4 separate regions of the Homo sapiens genome follow, and regions 1, 2 and 4 are each linked to region 3. The links are chromatin contacts, found by Hi-C or POLR2A ChIA-PET in ENCODE. All regions are on one chromosome and are shown on one strand. The core of a region is the stretch at or near the end of the contact, and the rest is flanking DNA. Distances in the headings are between cores, read along the strand shown.

Region 1 (3,610 bases), core at 917-3,416, 1.8 Mb before region 3:
TCACAGAGAACAAACAGTAAATATTTACATATATGTATCTAGGCATAGAACCACACACATAATTATAATGTGTGATGTTAATATACTGTGTCTGATTCATAAAGATGAGAAGACATATCACTTTTTACTTCATACTTGTGAGGATCTCTGCGTCTCTTATTCTTCAGCCTCTGTAGTTCATTCATTCATATATTAATTAATTCAACAAACAGTGTATCCCAAAGGCTCAACGTATAGTGGTGTCCTGGTATGTAGGGTCTCATTTTTCCCTTTCTTCTTTATAGCATGTTTTCAACTCATAGGCAGAGTTATCCCTTAAAGCAGGAGTCCCCAGTCTCTGGGCCATGAAATGGTAGCAGTTCGTGGTCTGTTAGGAACCAGGAGGTGAACGTTGGGCAAGTGAGCAATGCTTCATCTGTATTTACAGCCACTCTGCATTGCTTGCATTACTGCCTGAGCTCTGCTTCCTATCAGATCAGTGGCGGCATTTGATCCTTGTAGGAGTGCAAACCCTATTGTGAAATTCACCTGCCAGGGATCTAGGTTGTGTGCTTCTTACAAGAATCTAATGCCTGATAATCTGTCACTGTCTCCCATCACCCCCAGCTGGGAACTTCTAGTTGCAGGAAAACAAGCTCAAGGCTCCCGCTGATTCTACATTATGGTATATAATTATTTCATTATATATTACAATATAATAATAATAGAAATAAAGAGCACAATAAATTTAACTTGCCTGAATCATCCTGAAACCATCCCTCCAACATGGAAAAATGGTCTTCTACGAAACTGGTTCCTGGTGGCAAAATAGTTGGGGACTACTGCCTTAAAGCATTAGTCAAATCATCTCATGCCTCTGCCCCAAACCCTTCAGTGGCTCCCAGCTTCCATCAGAATAAAGGCTCTGTGTGAACTTGGCCCTCACTGACTCCAAGGCATTCTCTGCTCTACTCGCCTCCTCACTTATTCAACCACAGTGACCCTCTTGAGTTTTTGGAATATGCCACACCTGCTTCTGCTTTAGGTCTTTGTGTTAGTGATTCCCCTTGCTGGAATGTTCTTCCATCAGATATCTGCATGTCTGTTACCCTTACCTCCTTCAGTTCTTTGCTGAAACTTCACCTTCTCTCTGTGGTTTACCCTGACTCTAACATTGCAATCTACTCTTACCCTGCAACCTGACATTCCTAATCCTCTTTAATCTGCCCTATTTTTTCCCTCTAAGTCATTTCTCCGTTTTTACATGTGTTTCTTCATTTGTACATTTCTTGCAGAAAAACCCTCTCTTCCATAACTAGAAAGTAAGCTCTGTGAAGACGGGGAACATTTTTTGTTCACTGCCAAATCACAAGTACCTAGAATGGTGTCAGGCATAAGTTAGATGCTCAATAAACATGAGTGAATGGGTATATATAAATAGAACTTGCATTTTATGGACCAAAAATGTGAGGAGGACAGTGAGAAGTGCCAAGGAAGAAAATAAATTAGCATTAGAAGATGGACAGAATTGGTGGTGTGAGTTGGTAGGTGGGATAGCTAGGGAAGACCTCACTGTGGAGGGGACTACCGAGCTGAGGAGCAACCGGAGACCAGAACCTTCCTGTATGGCCAGGAGAGCATCCAAGTGGGAGACGCAGCAAGTTCCAAGACTCCGAGACGGGCACGCATTTCAAGTCAAGGACTCGAAGGAAGGCTGTGATGGTCAGTGCGCATGTGAGGGCCACAGAAAGATGATGAGGTTTGTAAGATAGTAAGCGTCCTGGTGATACTTCATATTCTATATAATCTTCTGAAAATGATCCCACAAACAATATATTTGAAAATATGTGGCTGAAAAGAATAATGATTCACCACTAAATCTTTCTGAAGTTGTGCCTCAGCCTTTCTCCTTTCACAAAATGTTCAAGTAAATTCAGTTCACACTGCACATAATTGTATTTTGGCAGAAACAAGGCAAGTTTCAAAAAACTCTCAAAGGTTTTTTAGATGGAAGGGAGTGGAGAGAATATTTTGTGCATGTGTGCGTGCGTCTGAAGTCACGCCAGATAGGTGACTATATGCCATTTGCTTATTTGTGCTAACTTGGGTTGTGACTGCTTTTGACTCCTTCCTCCTACTTAGAGGTTTTGTTTTGAAGGAAAGAAGGGCTCCAGATCTGACTGCTGTCACCTATTCGAGGCTGGAGTTTCCCAGTAAAACCTAACCCACACATTTACGTAAGCCATCTGTTGACCCAAGTTTTGCTTAGCCTGAACTTCCTGGATTATTATTTTTTTAAACTGAACTCCTGACATGTGATTTCTAGTAAATAATGATACTGCTTCAACACTTTCTTTCTCACCACATTAAATAACTTGCTGTGTCAAAGGGAGGAAGCAGGCAGATGGCAGTGCAAGAATCAGTTCGTCAGAATCGCCACTTTCACCACTTTGGATTTCATTACCATCTCACTGCTCTGCTAGGGATAATGTTGTTCCTATATTATTTTTTCCACCAATATGAAATACCAAAGCAATTTTGACTAGATAAATGAGATGATTCTGAACCATTAAAAAATGTTTACATCCAAAAGCATTTTAATTCTACTCAGACTTCTCAGTTGCAGTAATTTTACAAAATTATATTAGGGTTGAAGGATCAAATGGAACTTATTATGTTATTGCTAGGTATTTTAAAAAGCAGATTGAAAGAGCACATTAGAAGAAATTCCTATAAGAAAAATCAGGATTTTGTTTTGTTTTGCTTTGTTCTTGCTGTGGTTTTTGAGGGAATAGTGCCCACATTGTGATTGTTAAGTTTTCCATAACTTAGTGTCATGCTTTCTATACTAGAGTTAATTCCAGTAACATGTTTGGTGCATCATGTCCCTTCCCCTATCAATTACAGAAGAAAGCCACTAGGTTCTTGGTAAGTAGAAATATTATGTTAATTTTTTAACCTCTAAAAGTTTCCAAAATCTTCTCACTCTTTCCAATGAGAAGGATGGATGGAGAAGGGAGAACTCTGGCACTCCATGCATCTCCCTTACATGTTATCCTCATGTCTGCAGTTCCACTTTCCTACAGGCAACCAGAATGACCTTCAAAGCCACAATTTTGACCATGTCACTAAGAGGAACATGAGGGGAAAATGAACAAAGCTGGTTTAGTCAGAAACAGGATCCTGTGTTCTTTTTTGGAAAGTACTTTGACAACCAGTTTAATGAGAAGAGATTATTTCCCTTCTCCTCCCCCCCATTCCTTTCTCTTGTTCCCTTTCCCTTTTCTTTTTCCTTTCCCCTCCACTCTCCTCCCCTTATCTCTTCCTCTGCACCTTCTTTTTCCTGTCCCTTCTCCCCTTTCTCCTTCTCTGGCCCCTCTCAACGCCTCCCTCCTCCTTCCTCCTTCAACTCTTGGCTTTAAAAGATAAGGTTTTCTCTGTTTAGAGGGCAGTATAACTAAACAGGAATTGGGCACTGTATCGTTATAGGGCTTTTGATTTTTCTTTTACAAAGGAAGCACAGATATTCCTGCCTATCTAAATAAATTTGATAATTAAAATTTCATTGATGTGTTTGCACTTATTCTCTTAAAACTGTAACATTTAATAAGTAAAAAGTTATGCTCATTAA
Region 2 (3,461 bases), core at 295-2,794, 1.3 Mb after region 3:
CACTTACGCTGTATAAAGCACAGGTTTGAGAAACCTCCCTTTCCAAAACAAGGAAGTCTGATACATCTGCTTACCAGTGTAACACCCTTGATCATGTTCTGTACATGACTACAAATAGTCCGAACGGTAGCCAGTTCCTTTCTGTTACCCCACCATTTGTCAACCCGGAGCTGTAACAGAACAAAAAATGTATTCTTTCCAGAAATATGCAGGCTTAAAAGACAACAGACCACTTACCGAATTACTTTAAGATTCTAGAATTAACCCTTATCAAAGCACATGGTTTTCAACTGGAAAAATCCAACCACCTATAAAACCTCCCAACAGTTAAGCTTTGTAGAAGTTGCAACAAACTTCCCTTCTGGAAAATTAAATCATCAGGTTTAAATGACCTACTGCCGGTTCCTGTGATTTTTACAAAGCAATCACTAGGAAAATAAACCAAACTTCTAACACCATTAAGACGTGTCACTGATGACCACTATTACATTTGAGCTTTATATAATTGGCTGTGTTCAGAATCTGGTTTTTCAATTTCACTGAACAGGCTGGTATTCTGGACAGCAACATTTAAAGCTGAAGCACTGAACCTTAATTCGAAAATTGTTAAAGCAACCAAATGTGATGCTGTTATAAACCACCTTCCAACGAGCAACTGAATTATCAGAAGAAAAACCCTCACCCTCTTTTTTTTCTTTCCAAGAAGGCTGAGTTCTACATTGATGTGATTGAAGTCCCTCCGCAGGGTTCCTCTGGGGCCCTTCACGATAACTGTGCGTCCCTTCAGAGTAATGTCGACTAGAAGAGAGAACACACTCGTCAGGCCACACAACGCTTGGAACGTGCAGTAAAGATGTAAGTAAAAGACATCAAGTCTCATACCATTTTCTGGAATGTCGACAGTCTGATTGCTGAGAATAGTCTTCATTCTGAAACACAAACACTGGGGGTGAGGCCGACGCAAGGCCCGTTTTTCCACCAAACTACGCCGCACAGAGCTCCACTCCTACTGGAGACTGCCAGGCGGAAGTTCCAGACAAGATGTCGGAGGACGGGAGACCGACAGCGGGCCCCAGTGTGTCCCAGCCTGGAAGGAGCAGCCCCAAAGCGAGAATTACGAGGCCCAGCAGTCGAACTCCCACTCAGCCCAACCCTGGAAGTCCTATGCGGGCGGTGCCATCCCGGCAAGACTGAGGGGCGGGAATAGGCCAAAAAGCCCACAACAGGATTCGCATCTGGCGCCGCCAGGCTCATATGGCGCTTGCCGAGCTGGGGGACAAACAGGACAAGGTTCCGAGAGTGGGAGCCGCGCCGCAGCCTTTCCCAGAGCAGATGGTTTCAGATTCCCAGTACCCCCACGAGCACAGAAACATCCTTACCTCGCAGTAGACGCAGCAAAGAAAGAACGTCTGTCGTCATTACGTACTTGTATCGCGTAAGGGGCCTGCGTATTGCGTCATGAGTGCGCGACGCACGTAAGGCTAAAGCAGCCAATCGTGGAGCAGCTTGGCTGCTTGTCATAAATGGAGCGACGTAATTTCGACCTGTCCTTTCCCGGGAGTTAGCGATCCCTCAACCCCTGCACTGCGCTAGTCCTAAAGAGGAAATGTCTCTACGCTGCGGGGATGCAGCCCGCACCCTGGGGCCCCGGGTGAGCGGCGGGGCGAACGGGTTTGGGCGTGGGGTGGGGGGATCCTATCCCTTCAGAGCGCCCATGCCCAATAATAAAGGCCAGTGCATTTACTGAACATTTACTACTAGCCAACGGCAGTTTTAAACGTTTTTCGTGTAATCTCATGTAATTATCCCGCCAGCCCCATGATATAGAGTCTCTGGCATCAGTTTGTTTGCAAGTCTCTCTGGGCCAGCACCGAGGACTTATTTTCTGCTTAGAGTGGTTTGTACCCTATATTTATGGAGCACTGCAGTGAGCACCCCACATAGCTATTCTGTCTTGGACTCTTACTGTGTGTGAGACACCACTCTAGCCGCAGAGAACACAAACCTGTCCGCTAGGCTTCAGCGGCAGACATTGAGAAGTGCAGTAGCAATCGTGCAACACCCTAACAGGCACTCTTTGAGTTGTCGAAGGTTCTTTTGAGATACATGTGCAGACTCGTGGATTTTGTAGTGTTTTGGCTATCTCATACACGTTTGTGTTCAGATGTAAAAGCCGAATACCATGATTTCTTATGTTCTTGACTGCCACGTTCAAACACAGAAACAATGTAACCTAGAAAGTAAAAACGTTCATCCTGGCCAACATGGTGAAACCCCGCCTCTATTAAAAATACAAAAATTAGCTGAGCGTGGTGGCGTGCGCCTGTAGTCCCAGCTACTCGCCAGGCTGAGGCAGGAGAATCGCTTGAACCCGCGAGGCGGAGGTTGCAGTGAGCCGAGATCGCGCAACTGCACTCCAACCTGGGCGACAGAGCGAGACTCCATCTCAAAAAAAAAAAAAGAAAAAGAAAGTAAAAACGTTAGGCTTGGTTTTAACCTTCCAGTTGTCTGAAACTAATTGGGCATTATTAACCTACGTTTCAACAATTATTCAAAGCTCGAGAGATTTATTGCACACTTCACTTTAAACGCCCCTGATTCAAGTCAGGACCAGAACAGTTTTAAACTGTGGCACCTTCTTCAGTTATTGCAGTTCAATCTTGTTGAAAGACAAACATCTAGTTCCTGGTAGGTGGAGTACATGAAAGTGTGATATATGTTAGTTCCAGAGATTTTCGGGCCGGGTGCGGTGGCTTACGCCTGTAATCCCAGCACTTTGGGAGGCCGAGGCAGGTGGATCACCTGAGGTCAGGAGATCGAGACCATCCTGGCTAACATGGTGAAACCCTGTCTCTACTAAAAATACAAAAAAATTAGCCGGGCGTGGTGGCGGGCGCCTGTAGTCCCAGCTACTCAGGAGGCTGAGGCAGGAGAATGGCGTGAACCCGGGAGGCGGAGCTTGCGGTGAGCCAAGATTGCGCCACTGCACTCCAGCCTGGGCAACAGAGCAAGACTCCGTCTCAAAAAAAAAAAAAAAAAAACAGATTTCCAAATCTATTCTAAACTCAGTAGTAAACAGTCAACTCTTACTCTCTTTTAGGTTTGGTTCCTTCAGTCATCTTTTATATTCTAATGCCCTAGAATACTAGAGCTCCTAGTTTGACATAATTTCTGAATCACTTTTTTGGCTTTACCCTTCCGTTTAGGTGTTATGATGGGTTAAAACTAAATTATTACGGACTCCACTAAATAAACGTCATAATTAACTCTTTCTTTAGGTATTTGGGAGATATTTTTGCAGCCCAGTCAGACCGTTAAGCTCCTTGCCAGATAAAAAAAAGGAACTCCTACAGAATGGACCAGACCTTCAAGATTTTGTATCTGGTGATCTTGCAGACAGGAGCACCTGGGATGAATATAAAGGAAACCTAAAACGCCAGAAAGGAGAAAGGTAATTGAAA
Region 3 (3,442 bases), core at 462-2,961:
TGCACTTGTCCAGCCTCAGGAGTGACTCAGACCAGAAATGAAAACACCTTAAAGTGTATATATCTTGTTTTCCTATCAACACCTAGTTTTTAATATTCGTCTGTTTTATTCATCTGAGACAACATACCAAAGGATTGGGTTTTTAATGTTAGGCCTTCCTGCTCTTTCTCTGGCTGAGAACTGCTCCTGGCAGTGGATCACTTGTGCTGTCTAAGTGTGCAAGGACAGGCGCCCCTCCCAATTCTTTTCTTTCCCCAAGTAATTAGCCCAAGGGCTGAAGCCCTCGTTCAGTGACCAGGGTTCTCCTTTGACCACCAGCCTCATATTGCCATGGTTTGGGGTAAATTCAGGGGCATAACTGCAGAATGAAGGGCCTAGGAGTCTTGGCAGTCAGGAGATCATCAGGCAATTAAGCAGAGATGATTGTGACCCAGGGTGGTTCCTAGGGATTAATGGAGGCCTGGAAGAGTTTATGGCTTTGGGTACTGCTGAGAGCCATTAACTTAACACAGAACATCAATCCGTAGGAAAAGCCAGAGGTTTTGTTCCCAGGCTTTCCAGGTTAGGAGATCACTTAAATCTTTGTGAAAGAAAAAAAGTAATAGTGTACATGACATTTATTCAGCACCATATTTATAATTATACATGAGTGCCAAACAATCTCAGTTTTAACATTTGTGGTTTTTACTGTTCAGACTATTCAGAAGTTCCATGACGTGGCATCCATTGATGATGGTTTTGCTGAGGTTGAAATGTGAGGGTTTTGTGGCAGGTGTGTGGAAGCAGATCCCTTAGCTAAGAGAGCGCCTGCTCAACCTGCCAGGCGTGTGCTGGGAACTTCCAGGAGTTGCCTCGTTTAATTCTCACAGCCATCCTGGGAGGTAGGCGCTGTCTGCCCCAGGTGGGAGGCCAGGAACTGTGGCTGAGAGAGGTTAAGTACCGAGCTCAAGTCATTCATAGAGTCGCCAGTGGAGCCGCAATTTTAAGGCTGACTCAAAGCCTCTGAGCCAGTTACCTCGGCTGTCAAATGGAGATAATAATCCCTGCTGACCTCACGGTCGCTCTGAAGGACAAAAGAGAATCAGTTCAATCCAGTAAACAATTCTCTCTCTCCCTCTTACTCCCCTCGCACACATGCACACACACCCCACAGATATAATGGATTTTAGTTTTTAGGCATCAAATGACTTTTGTGCCTTATTAATATTATCCACTGAATCAAAAACAGCAAGCTGAAAAATTCATCTCAAGGAAGAGAAAATAAGATTGTTGGGAATGGTGAGAAAGGAAACATGGTTTTTGAAAATTGATTCCAGGGAAGATAGGCTAGTTTGAATGCCAGTAGGGAGCCATCAGAAGAAGTAGTTTTACACTGATTTTTAACAATATTGGAGTTGCTTAAGGCAATGCAATAGAGAGGCAGTTTCTGCCCTTTTAAAGCCTGACTTCACTTTCTGAATGTGTGTTCTGATCTAGCAGGGTTTTTTTTTTTTTTCTTTTAAGATGGTCCCAGCTTGACTGCATTCTCAGATCCATCAGATAAACGTTAGGGCTTCACTGCTGTGCTGAGAGGCCCCAGCCCCTGGGGTTCTCTCATAGAAACAACTGGAAAGAAAGGAAATGCCTTGGGCAGCAGCAGCAGCAGCTGTCTTCTGATTCTGCTTTCCGCCCTGCCTTCCTTACCAAGAGAAAGTACAGACACGGACGGCTTGAGTCACTTAGGCACTTAGGAGTTGTTTTTCACACGTGTGGTGTTTTCGTCACCATTACTATTGTGGGAAAGAAGACAACTCAGGCATCGTTTCGTATTCACTCATCTGTGTGGGTGACATGTGGGTTTTGGCTCATTTCTGCATATTTGTGTGCAAAGGAGAGTTTTTTAGTAAACAGTCCCATTACTTAGCTGTTCTTGTAACTCTGAAAACCCAACTGAACTATAATTAAACTTTGACTTGGTGACTCTGCAAACAGGCTATGATTCTTTTGTTTCTTTTCTCCTTTTAACCCATAGTTGATGTATCTAACCTAACAGAATTTTCAGAGAAAAGAAGTGAAATAAGAACTAAAAATAAATTTTTATGTCTTTAAAAATGAGAGGTTTTTTTTTTTTTTTTGGCTTTTGGAAGGTGAGTATCAAAAACCTGTACTTAATGTTACCTTGGAATTATTTCTAGATGTTTCTTATATCCTTTTGTCCCAAGTAAAATTATTACCTTCTCAGTGCGTAGTTTTTCTTATTTATTACTTCTAGTACCAAGTGTAGAGCTAAGCGTAGAGGAGACGCTTCACAGGTGCGCATTGTCGTGATTGCAGACGCCTGCCTGTACTTGTGGGGTTTTTCTCAGTTTTAGTACGTGATGACTTTTCTTTCTATAACAGGTATTTGAAATGGACATCGCTAAACAGTTACAAGCTTATGAAGTTGAGTACCACGTCCTTCAAGAAGAACTTATCGATTCCTCTCCTCTCAGTGACAACCAAAGAATGGATAAATTAGAGAAAACCAACAGCAGCTTACGCAAACAGAACCTTGACCTCCTTGAACAGTTGCAGGTAGAGCATATTTATAAAGCAGCTTCCTGAATCACAAATATATGGTAGTTCATTAACTCACCAAAGGCAACAGCAGGCTGGGCTTTCCCATGACCAGAGGACCTTTCCCACCCTGATCTGTTTATAGTTGGGATCAAAGGTATCCCGGGAGAATGGGTCCTTTTTATTATGGAGCAGACAGATTGTCCTTTGCTAAGGTCAGGCAGTCCCAGAGCTTTCTGAGAGGCTGTTTCTGCACTTAACTCTTTTAGGGGACAGGCCCAGAGATGAACTTGGATTCAGGATGCCGTGGCCTGTTAGCTGAATGCCAGCCGTTGTCATTACTCAAAGAGAATCTAAGAGCTTTTAACTTCTATGAGCAAAACCAGCTAGGTCCACAGAGGGATGGTAAAGGAGGAAAGTAACACAGAAATAAATATAACAAACCAGAAGAGATGATAATTCTTTGTGAGTCCTTGGTGCATATACAAAGATTTGATTAATGAAGGTCTCAGTTCTCCCCTCTAGAAACTTCCATTTCAACACGGATATACTCAGGTGAGGACATACAGAAGAAAGACCAGTTGAGACTGTGCACGCAGGAGGGTGTGCAGAGCAAGCACTGAGGTGCAGCACGGAGACCAGAGCTGGCCAGGTCCAGCATCACCCCCACCCCCACATCACCCAGGCACACTGCCCAAAAGAACACCTAACTGCGGAGTGCAGCTCTTTTGTCAATCTGATGGCATGAAGCAACCATATGTTCTACTTTTTTCTACTTTTTTTAATGTCACAAGTGTGTAGCAGTGCTGTCCCTGTTAAGGAGTTGTTTTGAGGGTGTTTTTAAAAGTTGTTTTTGAGTGGCTGTGGATAAAAATACATATTTTTGCCGAAATTTTTATGGTGTTCC
Region 4 (3,657 bases), core at 1-2,500, 1.9 Mb after region 3:
CACTTTGTCATGAGGTTATTTCGCTTCTCTATTCTGGGAAAAACCACTGCAAGTGGAATGAAAAGTAACCGCAAAGGGAGGGGACGGAGGAAGTAAAAAACAGGCAAAACCACCACCACTACCATCACCACCACCACCACCAACCAGAAAGCAAAGGTGAAAAATTTGCGTACCCTGAAAACACTAAACATTTCACATCAGAACCCAGAACAAATAAACCAGGGAAAGCAGAGTTGAGAGAAAAAAAATGGTGCAGGCTTGGGGACGGACTCATACTACAGCGGTCGCAAGAGGGAAGAGCACGTCTTTGCTTTTTCTTGGCATCCGAAAACTCAAGCTCGAACTGGGGGCAAAGGCCAGCGGCTGCGGTTCCACCGGCTAAGGCGCACACATTCCCCGAGCTCAGACCGCACGCTGGCAGGGCCGATGGGGCTGGGCAGCCTCCCTCCACCCCGTGGCAGTCGCCTACCCCTTTGTCTCCCCGTGGGGCTCCGAGGCCGCGCGCCCGGAAGCCCCCCGCGGGAGGGCCGCGCGCGAGAAGGCGGGTTCCCGTGCCCGCCGCAGCGGCCACGGCCCTAGTCAGGCAATGCCGAGGCCGGTCGCTCGCCTCGCCGTCCCTCCCAACTTGCAGCCTGGACCCCGCGCGCGTCAGGGCTCGTCCCAGCTCTGCTTTCCTTTCTCCCCTCACCTCGCGAGGCCGACCTTGTGTTTGTTTTGTTTTTTGGGGCTCGGGAGAGTGCCGAGGGCTAGAAACAGCTGTGGTTTACCGCGCCGCTTATTTTGGCAAAAATTCCGGGCCTGTTGCAATGTTCCCCAGCGCCAAACAGCTCCCGCCTTCCCCCCAAGCAGAACCCGACACTCGAAGAAGGGCTTGCTCCTCCAGGGACCCCCTGATAAGAAAAGTGGGGACCACGGCCCGCTCTCGGGCGAGACTTGGGGGGTGGGCGACCGGAAGCAGCCGAACCGGCCGGGCAGGGCTTGCTCTCCAACGGGAGAGCGGGAGCGGGAGAGGTGGGAGCGCCCGCGGGCTCAAGTCCCCCGGGCCGCCGCGCCGAGGCGGAGCTCGGGGACGAAGCAGAGGTCGTGGCGGACAGCCGGCGGGCTTGGGGGGGGGCGGTGGGCGGCGATCCACCTGGGCGACGTGGCAGCCATTGCCGGCGCCTCGAGACCCCTCCCCACCCGGCCGCCCACCCGCCCTCTCGCGGCGGGCTTCTGCGCGGCTGCTCTTCCCCGGCCGGACGGAGAGCGGCAGTGTCTCCCCGCCGGGCGCGCTCGCCGTGTCTCCCCCGCGGCCGCAGCTGCTTGCTAGCCTTGCGCGGCGCGGGAGAGCGCAGTGGCGCCGGCGGGAAAGGGCTGCGGACCTGCGGCGCCGCGTTGTGCGTTCGACGACGCGGCACCGGCTTCGACGCCCTCTGCCCGCTCCAGAAGCAGGTAAAGGCGGCGGGTGGGAGGCAGGGAGGCGGGTCCAAGGTGAGGGCCCTGGAGGTTAGGGGTCCCGGGGCTCCGAGCCGAAGCGGAGGGCCTGAAGCAGCGGCGGGCGGCGCGGCGAATGAACCCCCAAGCCCTGAATGTGGGGCCCGGCGCGGGCCGCCTCCGATCTGACCCGCGGGCCCGGCTGCCCGGACGGAAGGGAAGTGAGGCGTCGGCGAGAGGCGGGCCCTGGCGCTCAGCCCGAGGCCGGGCGAAGGCGGGGGCCGCGGCCGCTTCCTTGGCCTCCGAGTGCCTGGCGGGCCTCCAGGCCCCAGACACACCCCTCTCGACCCCCCGAGGTTTCCTCCCAGATCTGTTCCCGCCGGGACCTGACCTTGCGCCCCTCCAGGCGCCTTAGGTGTTTGCCAGGCGGAGCCTTCTGGGAACTTCAGGCCACCTTCCTGAGCACATAGTCCTAGCAGAGCCGTTTATTTACTCAGTTCAAGTCCAGACACACAGCCACTCACACGTTCGGATTTTGGAGACTGCGGGGAGACTTTCCCCTCCCCGGCATTTGTGTGTCTTTGGCCCTCGTCCCGCCTCCCCTGCCCCCATCTGCAACTTTGTCCCTCAATGGGACCCTTCTAGAGCCCCTCTCTCATCGGGACTCTCTCTAAGCCGTCCGTTTGGAAATTCATCCTCAATAGAGTGAGTCATCTTAGCGGGGGCACAGTTTATCTCTCATGCGCTTTTGGTTAAAATAGTTTTTTTTTTCCCTCCGAAAGAGAGCTAGAGTAATAGAATGTAGATGACAGGTCAGTGTCAGTGTTGGCTTCAAAGGCTCTTCCTTTCGGCGGCAGTCTTTGTAACTAGGATCTGATATTTGTGGCACGGACAGGTTTGTACACATTCTCGCCATGCAGTGGTTGTAATGTCTCCATGGCACAGTTCTGGCTTGAAGGCAGGATTGGCTGCTTTTTCTACTCGACATCTTTGAGCCAATCAGCAAGGGCTGCTTGCCTGGAGACTGGTTAACTCAGTAAAGGTGGCCATTGGTTGAGCTCCTAGAAGAAAATCCTGGAGATGAACCTAGCCTCTCAGAAAACAATGACTGATTTGCAGCTGTATTAAAAAAATGTTTTCTTTTAATCCCAACATCAGCCTTTTCACTCCGTTTTTATTACTTCCAGTGTTTTTCTTTCAAACACCAGCTGTCTTTTGTAACTCGTTTTAACTCTCATCCTTTAATTTTAACTAAAAGACGCGCTTTAGGAAATGTAAACATCGTGTGTTCTGTGTTTTGATAAACGTGGTTCCATCTGCCTTTCTAACATTGTTTACTGCTAAAGGTCAGAAATAAACAGTTTTGAGTTTCGCTGCCAGGACCTTTTATTATTTAAGTGCCGTGCTAGGATGGGGGGTAGGAGCGAGGGGCTGTAGTGGTGGACATGGTGGGAAGAATAGGAAATAAATGGCTGCTCTTTTGCAAGGAGGCTACAATTTAGTTAATGAAAAAAGACTAACCTGTAAAACAATAAAGAATAAAGCAGTTGAAATCAGCACGCAGTACGTACGAATGCCAGTTTGTGTACTTGTTGACTTTAGTTAATTTGAAGGGGAGATAGAAGTACTGTATTTCATAGAAAAAGTGGGCTTAAGTTATGGTAGAGGCATGTTTTTTCCTTCATTAAAGTATATTAAAGTAGGCATAGTATCTTGTATGTACACAGTAGAAGCTAAATATTATCACTAGTTGCATGTTTTTTTTTTAGTATTTATTTTAAATCTAAATACTGTTACATAGTTGCATCTTATTTATTTATTTTTTTGAGACAAGGTCTGGCCGTATCGCCAAGGCTGGAGTGCAGTGGCACTATCTCAGCTCACTGCAACGTCTGCCTCCTGGGCTCAAGCCATCCTCCCACCTCGTCCCCTAGAGTAGCTGGGACTAGAGGCGAAAGCCACTACGCCCGGCTAATTTTTGTATTTTTTGTAGAGAGGAGGTTTCGCCATGTTGCCCAGGCTGGTCTCAAACCCCTGAGCTCAAGCAATCCAACTGCCTCCGCCTCCCAAAGTGCTGGGATTACAGGAGTGACCACCACGCCCGCCCGGCCGTTTTAAAACGCTGATTATTTTCCTTTTAAAATCTCCCTTTTCATCATGATTAGCCATGATTATGCATGTTTTTTGATATGCAAAGCAGCAACCATTTATTAGTTAATGAATTTCAGAAAAATAGCTATCTAC

The links. Hi-C counts contacts between places; a loop is a spot of excess contacts on that map. ChIA-PET counts read pairs that join two places held with the same protein, here RNA polymerase II (POLR2A). Pooled maps may share reads with other maps.
Region 1: a pooled map shows a loop between it and region 3 (23-fold over the local background). The contact joins two enhancer-like sites. A Hi-C loop is called at or near these places in 3 of 37 single-sample maps with no recorded cell type and 8 of 50 pooled maps.
Region 2: a pooled map shows a loop between it and region 3 (5-fold over the local background). The contact joins the promoter of LIAS here to the enhancer-like site in region 3. A Hi-C loop is called at or near these places in 6 of 50 pooled maps. POLR2A ChIA-PET finds 5 or more read pairs at or near these places in 2 of 52 experiments (MCF 10A and common myeloid progenitor, CD34-positive).
Region 4: a loop to region 3 is called in a map of naive thymus-derived CD4-positive, alpha-beta T cell, with 5 times the contacts of the local background. The contact joins the promoter of N4BP2 here to the enhancer-like site in region 3. A Hi-C loop is called at or near these places in 1 of 168 maps with a recorded cell type or tissue (naive thymus-derived CD4-positive, alpha-beta T cell) and 7 of 50 pooled maps. POLR2A ChIA-PET finds 5 or more read pairs at or near these places in 1 of 52 experiments (activated CD4-positive, alpha-beta T cell).

What each region holds. Positions count from the first base shown.
Region 1 is chr4:36,320,910-36,324,519 of GRCh38, forward strand. All of the region lies in intron 8 of DTHD1 (death domain containing 1), which reads left to right. Among named protein-coding and RNA genes, the nearest start is that of DTHD1, 41 kb to the left of the region's middle. Within about 2 kb of position 2,167, at least 5 of the 41 ENCODE cell types and tissues checked have a DNase peak (open chromatin) inside an H3K27ac peak, as active enhancers do.
Region 2 is chr4:39,457,512-39,460,972 of GRCh38, forward strand. LIAS (lipoic acid synthetase) reads left to right here and starts at 1,545. Exons shown (of 11, transcript NM_006859.4): 1 at 1,545-1,651; 2 at 3,279-3,451. The coding sequence starts at 1,607. RPL9 (ribosomal protein L9) reads right to left here and starts at 1,411. Exons shown (of 8, transcript NM_000661.5): 1 at 1,380-1,411; 2 at 883-929; 3 at 683-798; 4 at 75-170. The coding sequence starts at 928. RefSeq lists enhancers at 412-1,162, 1,358-1,652, 2,023-2,072 and a silencer at 1,593-1,642.
Region 3 is chr4:38,130,705-38,134,146 of GRCh38, forward strand. It overlaps TBC1D1 (TBC1 domain family member 1), which reads left to right. Exons shown (of 22, transcript NM_001396959.1): 21 at 2,380-2,553. Among named protein-coding and RNA genes, the nearest start is that of PTTG2, 170 kb to the left of the region's middle. RefSeq lists a silencer at 2,234-2,373. Within about 2 kb of position 1,712, at least 28 of the 41 ENCODE cell types and tissues checked have a DNase peak (open chromatin) inside an H3K27ac peak, as active enhancers do.
Region 4 is chr4:40,055,600-40,059,256 of GRCh38, forward strand. N4BP2 (NEDD4 binding protein 2) reads left to right here and starts at 1,251. Exons shown (of 18, transcript NM_018177.6): 1 at 1,251-1,431. It also overlaps the pseudogene LOC344967. RefSeq lists silencers at 463-672, 1,013-1,472, 1,523-1,872 and enhancers at 2,063-2,112, 2,213-2,312.